Linked DNA regions of Homo sapiens: region 1 is linked to region 2. The links are chromatin contacts, found by Hi-C or POLR2A ChIA-PET in ENCODE. All regions are on one chromosome and are shown on one strand. The core of a region is the stretch at or near the end of the contact, and the rest is flanking DNA. Distances in the headings are between cores, read along the strand shown.

Region 1 (5,184 bases), core at 1,811-4,310, 250 kb after region 2:
TCACTTGAACCCAGGAGGCAGAGGTTGCAGCGAGCCGAGATTGCGACACTGCACTCCAGCCTGGGTGGCAGAGCGAGACTCCATCTCAAAAAAACAAAACAAAACAAAACAAAACAACAAAAAAAAACCCAAAAACCCTGCCTGTTCTGCACGTGTATCCCAGAACTTAAAATTAAATTAAATTAAATTAAATTTTAAAAAAAGAATGAAGATTCAAATTGCTATGGTCTGAATATACCTCTCCAAAATTAATATGCTGAAACCTTATCACCAATGTGATGATATTAGGAGGTCGGGCCTTTGGGAGATTATGAGATCTTGAGGGTGGAAGCATATGCCACCATGCCCAGCTAATTTTTGTATTTTTAGTAGAGACGGGGTTTCTACTAAACATGTTGGCCAGGATGGTCTCAATCTCCTGACCTCGTGATTCACCCGCCTCAGCCTCCCAAAGTGCTGGGATTACAGGTGTGAGCCACCGCGCCCGGCCAAAAATAATGTTTCTTTAAGTGACCTATTGGAAAATAAAACTGGCTACTAGTAAGCACAAGAAAAAAAAACAGAACACATAGGCCTTAGGTCATGGATGAGCTTTGCAAGTTGAAAAGGGAGTGCACACGGGAGGAGAAAGAATTATGTCTGTGATTTCTTTATCTGGTGGTTACTCCTTTTTTTTTTTTTGGTTCCAGCTCCAAGCCACAGTCACATCTGTATCACATCATGGGGTTTTTATTCCCAAATCCAGTCCAAGACCATGTCAGAAAGTAGAGGATTCATTTATGGCACCAGAGGCTGGGGCTGATATCCAAGGCCTAGGAAGGAGGGGGTGTTAGGATGCCACCCTTCCCCCACCCCTGCCTTTCCCTCACCTTGGACATGGGCCACTGGTCATAAAACAGGACAAACAGCTCTGGGACCACTGGCCTTATGGACATTATAAAAATTTTACCATGAGACTAAGACATCTCAGAACACAGTTTCGATGATGTCCCCAAGTAGGTGACTCCAAGGCCCCTGAAGGAATGTTGGACAGGAGGTGTGGGAAGGAAGTAGATGAAGAATCATATTTCTCTCCATTCCTGGTGACTGGGTGGGGACAGGTGGGAAAGCAAGGGGACTTCAGGTTGGAGAATCCAGGAGACACATTCAAGTCTAGTCTTGCCACAGGGCAGAAGAACGGTTAACATAACCTTGGGGGCCCCTGGTATACCAGACTGATGGAGGTATAATAATATGTGGTAGCCAACCTCCAAGATGGCCCCTAATCATCTCCACTTCCTGATATTCACCTCCTTGCGTAGTCCCCTCTCACCTTGTATCAGGGTTTGTCTGTGTGACCAATGGAATATGCTAGAGGTGATGACATGTCACTTCCAAGGCTAGGTCATAAAAGATGGTGTGGCTTTTGCCTTGCTCTCTTGGATTACTCACTCTCAGGGAAGCCAACAGCCATGTCATGAGGACACTCAGGTAACATTGTGGTGAGGAACTCTGGTCACCTGCCAACAGCCATGTGAGTGAGCCATCTTGGAGGCAGCTCCTCCAGCCCTAGGCAAGCCTTCCATTGACTGCAGCTCCACCTGGCAGCTTGACTACAACCTCATGAGAGGCTCTGAGTAAGAACCACCCAGAAAAGCCACTCTTGGATTCCTGCTCTGCAGACACTTTGAGGTGCAGGAAGACCCTGGGGTGTAGGAAGACCCTGGGGTGCAGGAAGAAGAATGATGTGAGGGCTGGAGTCTGAGTTATCCCCTTCTTCCTTCATCTCACATCCTTTCTCATCTTCTCTTCCTCCCTCTCCATCCCCACCCTTGGTAGTTCCAGATGGGAACACCGAGTCCATGTGAGGAGCCCTGTTGGGGGAAGCTTGCCTTCTGATGCTCTCAGGCTGCTGTCCATTGCGGAATCTCCCCTCAGGGTGGTCTTCATGTGCTGGGACAGATTCTACAGAAAGATCCCAGCACTAGTGGATGAATCGGGTCCCAGGCCTCTTCATTACCTACGTCACCATTAGCATTTCATGAGGGGCCATATGCCAGTTTGTGAATACAATTGTGGGGAAAAAACAAGACAACGTAAGTTAATTAAAACCCTCTCCATTTATTTGAATGGCTTTTAAGAAGCAGAAGCACATGTGGTAAAATTAAGGTATAGGACATGCATGAGAAGTGACAGGGACCCACACTGGCAAGCACTCAGCACCCTTTATCATGTGACCAGGTAAATGTTACAAAGAGCCAGACAGGTCTGGATCGATGGGGTGTGCTACTAGTAGGCCAAAGAGGGCAAAGCTGGGAGAAGTACAAGCAGTCTTATTCCCAGACAAGGGAAGTCACAAAGACGAAGAAACACATGCTCTAACCATTTACGGAGGCACTTAGGTTTATCATAACAAGCAACCCAGAGAGGTTGGGTGATGAGGAAGACTGAGGCAGCAAATGCTATCAAAGCAAAGGGCTTCTGACAGGTAGATACAAGCACATTATGCACACAGGTTTCATTTTTCATCGTATTCTATATCGGAGGTTATTGAGATGCTCTTAAGTAGAAACCAGAAGTTAAGTATATGTGCGCTATTACATTAATAAAGAAGTTCGTAGGCCGAGTGTGGTGGCTCACGCCTGTAATCCCAGCACTTTGGGAGGCAGAGGCTGGTGGATCACCTGAGGTCAGGAGTTCGAGACCAGCCTGGCCAATATGGTGAAACCCCATCTCTACTAAAAATACAAAAAATTAGCTGGGCATGGTGGCGGGCACCTGTAATCCCAGCTACTCAGGAAGCTGAGGCAGGAGAATTGCTTGACCCCAGGAGGCGGAGGTTGCAGTGAGCCAAGATTGTGCCACTGCACTCCAGCCTGAGTGACAGAGCAAGACTCCGTCTCAAAAAAAAAAAAAAAAAAAAAAAAAAAAAAAAAAAAAGAAGTTTGTACATACGCAGTTTTGAACACACAAAGGCTGAGCTAGGTCATCTCTGAGGTCTCTTAAATATCCATCACTGAGAATCTGAGTGTAATATCCTCAGACTCTCAGTGACTTGGGTCTTAAAAACCCAAGTCTCTGGGCCTGGGCCAGCGGATGCAAACTGGAGATTCAAGGGCCGGATCTCGCCTACAGAATATGTTTTATTTGGCCCAGATGGTGTTTTCTAAATTCAAAATAGTTGCCAACATTTAAAAGTCCAGATTCCCAGCTTCTCTTCAAAAATGGGGCGGACTATCCGGCAACCTCAGGCCACATTCCCATGTGGCAGCAACCATGGCAGACCACAGTGTTCTCCATTCTCAGTGAAGAACTGGCTTAATCCTCTCCACTCATTTATGTTTCCTGCCTCGCCCCTGTAGGCATTGGGGTTTGTGACCCTGGCCCAGGCATCCAGTCTAGGGTGACCTCAGTGATTTTCTTGGTGGCTTCTTGGTGGCAGTTAGCTACAAGACTAGCCTTGAGGCCTTTACCCTAATTCCGTGGCAGATGGCCATGAAGGCATATATTCACCCACAGGCCAGGAGTGTGGGAGTCAGTGACCCCAGTCTTCACAGCTTTGGTTTGCCTTACAGAGGCTTTCACTTTGCAAAGATGAGTAACTGAAAAGTTCCCAGCCACATTTCACTTTTATAAATGGAATTCCAAAGGCCTCTAGGGGATGGCCCATCAGGGAGATACTTCCCAATTAAGGTCAATGGTAAGTCACTTCTGGGCCACATTAGAACACTCAAGCAGAGGCAGGAATCTTTGCCTAGGTTGGGCAGGGCTGGTAGTGGGGAGGGAAGGCAACTTTCGTAGCCATGGCCATGAGATGACCAGGGCATCTGTATACAGTTGGCAGGTTGTGCAGGTGTCTAATAGGTACTACCCATGTCACAATACCAATGGCGCCCTCTAGATTTTTGCAGTGCACAATCTGCCCAACTGGACACGTTGGCCTTGGCACTGTTAGGGGGAGGGAAGAAACAAATGGAGATGATGAGGCAGGTATAGTCAAAAGGATTGCCCTTACACAGATTCTACCACTTCCTTCCCAAGGCTCAGGAGTAGGGGTAGGAGGCAGAGGGTTAGGAGCCAAGACTTTCTTGGCCAGAGGTTGGGGGCTGGTCTCGGTGGCCCCCAAGCTGCACATACGCAAATGCCCATGTTATGATGGAAATGGGTACAACTATCCTAGGGCTGGCCATCAGTATGTGGGTCCCAGGACACTCAGTTAACAGAGATAACCATCTGTACACATAGTGAGTACACACACACACACAGAGTCATTGGCTGAGATATCTGGCCCATTACACACACCCACATAAATACACGTACGTGTACGATTTTTATCCTGTTGCACAAACTTAATATGTGTGCATCCATACACACAATCACAGTAATTGCCGGCAAGAGCAATCGGCTCGTCACTCGGGCATATTTAGCAAACATTTCCAGAGCACCTGAAGTCCTTTTTGGCTGGCTAGAGCTAACCGTGGGGAGAGTCCAGCGCAGCACTAAGTCAGTGGGAGAGAAAAGTAAATCAGTGGGTAGAATCACTTGACTACTGCCAGCAGCTGCGTGCCGGCCTGCAGTGCCACCTACTGGCAGAAAGGAGGTGGTTTTGTGTTTTGCTTTAAGACTAGATAAAACCCGTGATCTGGGAAGCCGCCAGCCACACGATGCTATTCATCCACCTCCTTGTGTTCTACCCAAGTCAGGTGAGGCTCTGACATCCTCAGAGTTGCATCATATCCTCAGAGGATGAACATTCTGGGCCTTGCATGCCTCTTGGATAGCAAAACCCAACACCAATAGGGATGGCAAAATAGGTTTCATCTTTCACACCAGCTCCAGCCCGCTGGTAGTGGCTGCCTGGAATGCTGGATAGAGAAAGATTCTGAGACCCAGTCTGGGCTTAGTGGAGAAGAGTATCATGATGGCATAGCGACAGCAATGATGGCTGTAGATGGGGCGTCTTCCATACTGTCTGTTCTTGCAGTGGATCCTGGAAGCCTGGTAAATCTCTAAATTTGCAGAGTCCTAGAATTCTCCTGATCCACAATTCCATTATGAGGGGTATTTGTGTTTATTGCTCACGTGCCTTCATGCCACAAGAAACTGCCATTCCAGCTGTTACAGGAGTTTTCTCTCTCACTTGATCAGTAACTTCTGAACCGGCTAAAGTCCTCACGGGACCCTCTTCACGACGGACTTGTTCTT
Region 2 (4,854 bases), core at 724-3,223:
TGACTTCCACAGGGAGTTGTGTCAGGTCACTGCACCAAACCATCACTGTAAAGGGCTGTCTCCTGCTGAATGGATTCTTCACAAGTCTCAGCTGTCCCAGTTGGAAAAACCCAGCTATGGGTAGAATGTGCACCCTCCCTACTTTGCCACCACTAAGTGCTTTTCAACTACGAGTCTCTCTTATTGACTATAGAAGGTTAATGGAATACACTTACTCTCTAGGACGTCATAAACTATTTTTCTACCACCAGTCATGTCATTTGAAATATGGATCTTTGCTACACATGGTGATGGTTCATGGATGGAGGTTAAAAGGAAGTGATTCCATATTCCTTTTAACCCATCCTTACTGGGCAGTTGCTCTGTGCTAGTCCTTGTGGTGGGTACTGGAGTCTCAGATAGTCTCTAGTTAACAGTGTACAGATGTGCCTTGACTTACAGTGAAATTATGTCTGGAAAAACCCATCATAACTCGAAACTATTGTAAGTCAGAAATGCATTTAATGTACCTACTGACAGCCGGGTATGGTGGCTCATGCCTGTCATCTCAGCACTTTGGGAGGCCGAGGTGGGTGGATCACCTGAGGTCAGAAGTTCAAGACCAGCCTGGTCAACATGGTGAAACCCGGTCTCTACTAAATATACAAAAATTAGCCGGGCGTGGTGGCGAGCGCCTGTAATCCCAGCTACTCAGGAGGCTGAGGCAGGAGAATTGCTTGAACCCGGGAGGCAGAGGTTGCAGTGAGCTGAGATCATGCCATTGCGCTCCAGCCTGGGCAACGAGCGAAACTTCGTTCCAAAAAAAAAAAAAAGTAGCTACTGACCATCATAGCTCAGCTTAGCCTACCTTAAACATACTCAGACACTTACATTAGCCTACAGTTAGGCAAAATCATCTATCAGAAAGCCTATTTTATAATAAAGTGCTGACTCGCTCATGTAATTTATTGAATATTGTACTGAAATAGAGAAACTGAATGATTGGGTACTTGAAGTATGGTTTCTACTGAATGCATATCACTTTCACCATCATAAAGTTGAAAAATCTTCAGTTGAACCATTGTTAAGTCAGAGACCATCTATAGTAAGGGAAACAGATACAGAGAATTACAGTGGTACTGATGTAGTGGTAAATGCAGTAAGAAAGATCTGAGTCTAAATGATCTCTGAAAAAAACTCTAAATCAGACATTTAAAATCCTATTTTGCAGATAAGAAAACTTAAGACTTGAAGAGGTTAAAATAACTTGTTCGAGCCACATAGCAAGTAAATATTAGAGTTGGGATTGGGAAGGTCTGTTTGGCACCAAAGTTTATGCTACACCAGTGGTTGTCAACCAAGCATAGCTTTGCAGAGACTCCCACTCCCCGCCACTCCTTTTTTTTTTTTTTTTTTTAAACAGTTTCACTCCCATCACCCAGGCTAGAGTGCAGTGGCACAATCATGGCTCACTGCAGCCTCGACCTCCCAGTCTCAAGTGATCCTCCTGCCTCAGCCCCACAAGTAGCTGGAATTACAGGTGCATGCTGCCATTCCTGGCTAATTTTTGTATTTTTTGTAGAGATAGAGTTTCACCATGTTGCCAAGGCCGGCCTTGAACTCCTGAGCTCAAATGATCTGCCTACCTCAGCCTCTCAGAGTGCTGGTATTACAGGAATGAGCCACAGTGCCTGGCCCAGAGACATTTTTTATTGTTATGACTGGAAAAGCTGCTACTGGCATCTAGTAAGTGCTGCGAAACAACCTACAATACACAGGATGACGGCCCCTTACAATGAAAGAATTATTCAGCTTACTTCTAGAAAGCTAGGGAATTTGATTTTTGCCATCTTCAGATCCCATGACAAGTAAGAGTTAACTGATTAAATAGTTCCACTCGCTGGGGGTGCTTCTGTGGTTTTCCTCTCCTTTTAAGAAAATTAGTTAAGAAATAGTGTTGCTTCCGGGAGTGACTTACACAGATAGAGTCAGGATCTTGGGGAACTAATCTGAGTCAGCGACTGAAGAATTTTCTCTATGCCTGACCAGTCCCCACCCCACACTGCCACAAGGCTCCTGCTGTGGAAATCAATCAGCTGTGTATCTCAGGCTGCTTCCTGTAGGGTGTGTTATGGAATGGCATCAGCCCTTGCACCAGCTGGGAGTACTGATCTCAGTGTGATTTTATCAGACTATGTTTCTTTTGAGCCTTACTGTTTGGAACAAAGGACCCTCTGTTAAGAATGCAGAGAGCTGGTGTGATTGGATAGCTAGCATATACATACATGGTTCCTATGGGAAAAAAACAGACATAAATTATGCTATAGCCCTCTAAAATTTTCATCTCCAAAATGATTTCCTGACCTTCTGTCTGTATTCACAGTTCTTTCTGTAAGTGCTTATCCTTCCCCCAAAGCAATTCGAAGGCCATCTGATCTGATAAATGGTTGTATCCTTCAGAACTAGCCTATTTCTGTGTCTCCAGTCTTGGATGTATTTGATCCCCACTATCTTTCCAGTGTTATTTCCTATATAGACCATACACTACATCCAGTTACCCCAGACACTCCTTATACATTTTAGGTATTTGATTTCTGAAGTCATAGCTCAAGTCCACTTCTTTATAAAGCTTTTTTTTTTTTTTTTTTTTTGAGATGGATTCTGGCTCTGTCACCCAGGCTGGAGTGCAGTGGTGCGATCTCGGCTCACTGCAATTTCTGACTCCCAGGTTCAAGCGATTCTCTTGCCTCAGCCTCCCAAGTATCTGGGATTACAGGCACGCACCATCTTGCCTGGCTAATTTTTTTGTATTTTTAGTAGAGACAGGGTTTCGCCACGTTGGCCAGGCTGGTCTCGAACTCCTGACCTCAGGTGATCCACCCACCTCGGCCTCCCAAAGTGCTGGGATTATAGGCGTGAGCCACCATGCCCGGCCTTATAAAGGCTTTTGATCTCCCCAGCTCACTACTCCTGATCTCTTAATCATTTACAATGTATAACTCACTTGGCTTTTATCACATACCACCTAATTTTGACATTTTCTGATTATATCCATTTGTCCTATCCCCTCAGTTAATTCACTTTTGTGTCCCTTAATGTAGTTAGCATATTGGTATATACACAGTTGGAGATGAGACAATATTTGACTGACTGGATGAACATTCTTTATTTCTCATAAGCCATGTGAGCTCTAGGATTCAAAATGCTATCTACTCTGCAAGACTTGAGGTATATATCCTTGTGTGTCCTGAAGAAATTCTAATCTTAGCCTGATTTCCTCAGTTCTCCATCTTTCTTCTGGGCTTCCTTCCTTCTCTGCTAGTTAGTATATGTTAAGGGAACACAATCTTTTTTCAGTATAAGAGGGCAAAACTAAGAAAGAAATGTGCTACTTCTTATGCACAGAGTCATTGCTACTTACTCAATTAGTTGACAGTTTGGTGTAGTGAAAAAAACTGAATACAAGTTCTAGTCAGAAGTATCCAGGTTTGAATCCTGGCTCTATCATTTACTAGCTGAGTGACCTTCAGGGAAATTACTTAACCTCTCTGAATCTTACTTACTTTAACTGTAAAATACAAATATTGGTAAATCATACCTTTAGGATTTTTATGAAAATTAAATGAAGTGATATATCTAAAAGTATTAGGCTTATATTTGGTGCTCAGCTCACTAGATGATAATATGCTTTTTTTTAAAAAGAAGCTTATCTAGACATATAAATTAGAATATTGTGAAATCTTTTTTTTTTTCATTTTTTGTTTGTTTGTTTGTTTGTTTTTGAGACAGGGTCTCACTTTGTCAATCAAGCCTGAAGTGCAGTGGCATGATCATGGCTCACTGCAGCCTCAACCTCCTAGGCTCAAGCGATCCTCCTGCCTCAGCCCCTACAAGTAGCTGGGATTACAGGCATGCACCACCACACCCAGCTAATTTTTGTATCTTTTGTAGAGATGGGGTTTTACCACGTTGCCCAGGCTAGTCTTGAACTCCTGAGCTCAAGTGATCCGCCCACCTCAGCCTCCCAAAATGCTGGGGTTATAAACATGAGCCATTGTATCAAGCCTGTGAAATCTTTTTAATAAGAACAGTTACCCCTCTTTGTGCCTAGGGATCATCATTCTCCAGAAGACTTGATCTAAGGCCCAGCACCAGATTATTTTCTTCTTGAAAATTGGAAAAATGGAAATTATGAGGATAAAGTAAAATTAGTTTGATAACAATGAAACAAGTGGATGGATAGAGAGCCTTCCTGAGCAGTTTTTGTGGGAACAATAGGGCTTATTTCTAGCCCTAGAGTGGGAATAATAGGCAAGTTTAGGTCATGATTCAACACAGCTTAAAATATATTTTATGTACACATACATATACATACATATTTATTTATTCATTAATTCATTTATGCATTTCTATCAGAATCCTACAACCAGCAGGTTTTTCTGAGACCATTTTGGCCTTGGCTTGTATGCTCTACAAATTCATATTATTTTCAAATCATTAACCAGAATTAACCAGAAGACATTACCAGCTCAGTGACTTCCCCAGCCACTCAGTTGCCCATTAGATCAGCTCTAATGATCTCAGGGATTTTGGCCTAATTAGCTTTTATCATAGACCATGTTATCTTCCTCTGTTACCGTACAATGGCAACTACTAAGTCAGCATCTTTAGGAAAGACATCTCTTAATATTAATCAATCTTTAATTAAAACATTGAGGGCTGAGCCAAAAAATATCGGCAGAGTTTCAGAAGCAAGCAGCTTAAAATACAGATATAATTCATCTGTCTGCCAATCTCATACCAGATTGAGATGTTTTACAGAAAGTCTTTAATTCTTTACAGTTTCAGCAAATATGTGTTTTTAATGTTTTTAAC

The links. A loop is a pair of places that touch in the nucleus more often than their neighbours do. ChIA-PET counts read pairs that join two places held with the same protein, here RNA polymerase II (POLR2A). Pooled maps may share reads with other maps.
Region 1: a loop to region 2 is called in a pooled map, with 2.1 times the contacts of the local background. The contact joins two enhancer-like sites. A Hi-C loop is called at or near these places in 2 of 37 single-sample maps with no recorded cell type and 5 of 50 pooled maps. POLR2A ChIA-PET finds 5 or more read pairs at or near these places in 1 of 52 experiments (activated T-cell).

The regions. Positions count from the first base shown.
Region 1 is chr1:39,649,149-39,654,332 of GRCh38, forward strand. NT5C1A (5'-nucleotidase, cytosolic IA) reads right to left here. Exons shown (of 6, transcript NM_032526.3): 6 at 2,081-5,184. Among named protein-coding and RNA genes, the nearest start is that of HEYL, 12 kb to the left of the region's middle. Within about 2 kb of position 3,061, at least 8 of the 41 ENCODE cell types and tissues checked have a DNase peak (open chromatin) inside an H3K27ac peak, as active enhancers do.
Region 2 is chr1:39,396,763-39,401,616 of GRCh38, forward strand. The region is part of intron 58 of MACF1 (microtubule actin crosslinking factor 1); the gene reads left to right. Among named protein-coding and RNA genes, the nearest start is that of BMP8A, 92 kb to the right of the region's middle. Within about 2 kb of position 1,974, at least 33 of the 41 ENCODE cell types and tissues checked have a DNase peak (open chromatin) inside an H3K27ac peak, as active enhancers do.